2 separate regions of the Homo sapiens genome follow, and region 2 is linked to region 1. A link is a loop called in an ENCODE intact Hi-C map of the cell type or tissue named here. Cell type or tissue: transverse colon. All regions are shown on one strand. Region 1 overlaps LPIN1 (lipin 1). Region 2 has its middle 19 kb from the start of NTSR2.

Evidence for each region. A loop is a pair of places that touch in the nucleus more often than their neighbours do. Peaks named below come from ENCODE experiments on the same cell type or tissue, not always from the same donor. Only the 100,000 strongest peaks of a DNase experiment are listed, where the experiment ranks them.
Region 2: it touches region 1 in a loop (9-fold over the local background); 109 of 110 quality-filtered maps call a loop at or near these places.

What each region holds. Positions count from the first base shown.
Region 1 is chr2:11,775,438-11,777,937 of GRCh38, reverse strand. LPIN1 (lipin 1) reads right to left here. Exons shown (of 21, transcript NM_001349206.2): 6 at 1,745-1,852. Among named protein-coding and RNA genes, the nearest start is that of MIR548S, 9.2 kb to the right of the region's middle. In transverse colon, no CTCF peak of the experiment used is centred here; no DNase peak of the experiment used is centred here.
Region 2 is chr2:11,687,502-11,690,001 of GRCh38, reverse strand. It overlaps a transcript of LPIN1 not described here. Among named protein-coding and RNA genes, the nearest start is that of NTSR2, 19 kb to the right of the region's middle. RefSeq lists an enhancer at 1,592-2,091. In transverse colon, a CTCF peak has its summit at 1,394 (motif pointing left); a DNase peak (open chromatin) is centred at 1,431; H3K4me3 peaks cover 638 bases; H3K27ac peaks cover 841 bases.

The DNA.
Region 1 (2,500 bases):
TTTCTCCAGCATCATCATGGAATAAGTCCATCAAAACCAACTTCTCACCCTCAACGGTGCTGTTCCCAAACCTCAAAGTATCTAAAAAGCTCTTGCCATTCTGTTTCACCAGACAAAATAGAACATATTTGGCTATAAGTTCTTTGCAGCAATAAATTATCTCACTGTCACTAAATGAAATAAAGTCCTTTAGACAAAGCTTGCTCCGAACAGGGGTCGGCAAACATTTTCTGTAAAGAGCCCAGTGGCAGATATCTCGGGCTTTACGGGTTTTACGACGTCTGTCGCAACCACTCGCTGCTGTGGTGGTGTGAAAGCAGCCACAGCCAGTATGTAAACCAACTGCCTATGCCCGGGAAAGTCTGACAGAGGCAGATGGTGGACCAGATTTGACCCATGGGCCGTGCTTTACCAACCTCTGCTCTAGAAGAACGAAATGCGGAACACGGTTCTCCTGCAGCAATTCCCAACTCCAGAGTTCCTAACATTCTGGTCCCTTCATAAAAGCCACGAGCCACAAAACCCATAGAGGCACTCAGGCGTGCAACTCACGCATAAGGAGCCCAGCCCTACGAGAAAGTCTGCTGCAAGTCCCTCCCCAACAGCAAACAGGCCACCACCATAAATGCTGCCCGTTCAGGCCACAGCAACCCTTCTCCAAAGGTCTCGTGCACAAACACAGATGCGCTTTCTGCCGACCGTCACTGAGGGAATTCAGACAGACCAAAAAGGACGCAGGAATGGGGCCCACTGCCAAGTGGGATTTACCAGAAAGATGACTCCAAAGTGCTCCGTCATGAAATATTATTATTTTAAGATCAAGGGTTGTTCAAAAAAGTAAGCTTACAAGGTCAATGACTGATGTTCATAAACAAGGTATTTATTAGCCTTATCAAAGTTTTCAGTATTTTTGCCAGTCCCAATAAGGCTAGTTAGTTTTAACTATTAACAACTTTGTTTTCCTCATTTTAAACGGACTTTTCTTCTGCAAATGTAGCCTCTGAATGAAGTACATCCTGAGGTCTGGATCTTTAATCAAAAAGACAAAAGGTTTTCCACGTACAAATTAATCGTAGCTTCATTTGCTAAGGCTTACAAAGTAAACCATGTAAGTCCACAAAGTAGGTAGGTCAAAACTGAGGGAATGAAGGCAGAAATCTGAGATGACTACATCGAGTGAACACACCAACCTTTGATCCTCAGCCTGAGACCCAGCCCAGGCCATTCTCCAAGATTCTGTTCTAGAAATGCTGTGGAAAGTGTCTGACTCCATTATTCAGACAGCCCAATAAACTACTTAAATGTTTATAATAAATTAAAGTGGTATTCCAAAAATATCTTGTAAACTTATTTGTCAAACAACCCGAGACAGAAAACAGAAGATCATATTCCCAAGCTATATTTCATTATTCTCATTTTCAAAGCACTTCACAGAATTAGGTAAAATTATATGCTTAACCATAATTTCCAGAGAGTCAAATTTAGGAATTAAAAAAAAAAAAAAATCTGATCATCTACAAATGCTTATAACGAAAGGAAAAGAGTAATCTATATACATATTTTTCATAAGTAATTTGGTTAGTGAAATCGATTTGTAAAAGTTAAATCAAAATTTTCACTTCATATAATCTACAGGTATTTTCTTCATAAGTAATTTGGTTAATGGTAAAATAGACTTATAGTAAGAGTTAGATCAAATTTTTCATTATTGAATATATCCCAATGGGGAAAATAACTCCTCTACCTTTCCGAAGGATGGAACAGGGAAGACTGTGGAGGGCAAGAACTAGACAGACCTCCCTCGGCCGCAACTGCAAGATGAGGGGCAGTCCTTTTGCAATCTACCAGGCTACTGGATACCACCACGTGATACACATTAAAAGAAAGACAAAATCAGAGGTCAATTACATCAAGTGAGATTATATAAAGTATATGTAATATACTTTATATAAAGATTATATATAAGATTATATAAAGTATATATAATATACTTTAAAGACTATATATAAGATTATATAAAGTATATATAATATACTTTATATAAAGATTATATATAAGATTATATATAATTACAAAGTATATATACTTTATATAAAGATTATATATATTACGTAAAGTATTTGACTACTCTCAACAACGACATTTTTAAGAAAATAAAGAAACTCAGACATCTGATAATGGCAGAGCACCGGATATTGAAATTGCTAAGAAATCAGCATGAATTTTCTGAGACACAAAAGCAGGAAACTGCCAAATGACCTATTTCACTTTCTGTTTCACCCATGTGTAGAACTGATCATCTCTGGTCACACTTTCGTGCTTAATCAAACTACATAATCCAAAAATGTGCTCGTGTGTGCTGTCAATTGTCTCTTTACAGAAAATACCTAATTCCAAATGTGGAAATGTAGCTATTTATCCTAATTTGTCATTCCATTTGGTGATAGTCAGAGCTACATAACCTGACTCAGTCATTATGCTGCATTCATGAGGCAAAACA
Region 2 (2,500 bases), 88 kb after region 1:
TAGGCCCTGTTTGGCAGGAGTATAGAAGTAATAAATAAATTCAAACTGTGTTAGACAATATTTGTTATACAGGTATGTTTTCTTTTCTTTTCTTTTTGAGACAGAGTCTCACCCTGTCACCCAGACTGGAGTGCAATGGCACGATCTTGGCTCACTGCAACCTCCACCTCCCGGGTTCAAGAGATTCTCCCTCCTCAGCCTCCCAAGTAGCTGGGAATACAGGCACCCGCCACAACACTCAGCTATTTTTTTGTATTTTTAGTAGAGATGGGGTTTCGCCATGTTGGCCAGGCTGATCTTGAACTCCTGACCTCAGACAATCTGCCTGCCTCGGCCCAAAGTGCTGGGATTACAGGCATGAGCCCCCATGCCCAGCCTATAGGTATGTTTTCAAAAGCTAAGGAGAACCACTAAAAGAATATAATTTTGTTCTGTGATTATGGAATTAACTGAGCAAAAACAGAAAAGAGGATAGAAAAATTATATTTTAAAATTATAAATTCAACAGAAGTCAAGAAAAGAAAGCAAGTCAGTCAGATTTTTAAAAGTCACAAAATCAGTATGTTGGATAACAAAATCAAAATCTGAAAGGACCTCGTCAGGTCTAAAACCAACAAGATGATATTGAAGACAAATATACTAAGCCTCAAAAGTCCATTGTAGAACTTCCAGATGGCAAAGCCTTAGCCATCAGCAATTCATGCGAAAAAATCAGAATACTTTGAAACGACCAGGGCAGTTCATTAATCTCTCAAAGCTCCTCCATGTGTAAACTGAGGCTAAGAATCACCTGTGTGTTTCTTACAAGGATCGGTAGGACAAAATATGGAAAATGTCTCATAGGGCCCTGGCATGGAGAGAGAGCACTCGGTAAACAAAAACAATAATCAACCTGGACATTGTTCATTTTCGAAGCACTTCGAATTATCCATAAATTTGGAATAAGTCGTGTTTGCAAAATACCATTATACAAGTCGGCTGCTCAAATTCAGTGTTCAGCATAGAAGACTTGCTGTTCCTTTTCTTTGTATCTGGTGACCTCTCACCCAGTGGGCATTTCTAATTGGGTAGAAACTAGAACTTGATCCCGTCTTGCTTCACCATTAACTGCGAAGTGCCTATCAAATGGCTATTAATAACTCAATTTCTGCCTGGGTCAAATCAGGTGAAGAAACCGACTAGCCAAGTCCCTTTCTCCTTTATTTTGAACTGTTTTGAAACTCAAATCACCTTATCCTTAGATAAAGAGAATTCACTCAAGAATTTCAACAAAACTCTCTTATTATCGGCTGAAAATGTTGTATGTATTAACTCATTTTCCATTTGTCAACACTCCCCTGTGGCGAGGGGCCCTGATTCGCGCCGGTGCGTCCTGTCCCGGGTCTCAGCGTGACAGCGCCCTCTAGAGGGTATTTCTGGGCCAGGACACCGGGACCCGAGCGACCGCAAGATGTTTCTGCGAAGGGCTGCACTTTTACGGGGTAAATGAGGAACAGGCGGGGCCTGAAAAATACAGCAGGGCGTGGAAACTGGATCCTCCCAGCCACTGCCATGCAGAGAGTCTCAGTCCTGAAGTCTGAAGACTGTTACTCCGTGCTGCTCTGAAAAGAATTCTAGCCTGCAACTCCAGAGTGGTAGCTCTGGGAGGTTACTTCCTCTAGGAGTTTCAAAGGATGTTGCAAGGAGCCCTGGGGTGACTGTGGGGAGAGGGAGGGTGGAGCTGGCAAGGAGGTGGCAGGGTTGATGTAGGAAAAAGAAAGGAAGCTTGAGAAGGGAGGGCTCCAAGCTCTCCGTCCTTTTATCTCCAGCAGTTGCTCCATTCTTATTCCATTTATAGACAGGGACCTGCAGATATTTTCAGCTATAACAAGAATTCCGCGTCGGAGAGTGAAGCATTGAGAACTATGGAGAGGCTCAACTCCCTGGGCCACCACTGACACTCAGAGTCCCTCCAGGCAGAATTAACAAAGAGGACCTCTGGGTGGACAAATTTCAACAAGGTGCCCTTTCCCCTTCAATGTCCCAGCCAGCTTCAGTCCCAGAGCCCGGAGGGCGTGATGAGTCAAGCACAGGTTGGGTTTCAGCCCCCGGTGTCCTCTCGGCCAGCACACCATGCAGACCATAAACTGCAGAGACTTAGCTGCGGCCCTGCCATGGCCTCATTTAATAAAAGTGCATGTCACAAGCCACCCACCTGATAAGGCTGGTCTCCAATGCTGCCTCCCCCGTGAGTGTTGGTGAGCTTGGCTACTTTTGAGGGCACCCCTGTGCTTGCAGCATCCACACAGGGTCTCACGCAGTCTATGGACAGCCCTATGGGGAAGGTGTCATTGCTACAAATGTATTGCAGGCCTGGTCAAAACCACTTGGTCAGGGATAGAGCCAGATTCTCTGAACTGTTCAGATTCTCTGTATTTCTCTCCTACTAAATGCAATTCTCCCCTCTACAGAGTCTCATTCTCTTCATCCTAGTAATAACAAACTCTTCCCAAGTTCAGAG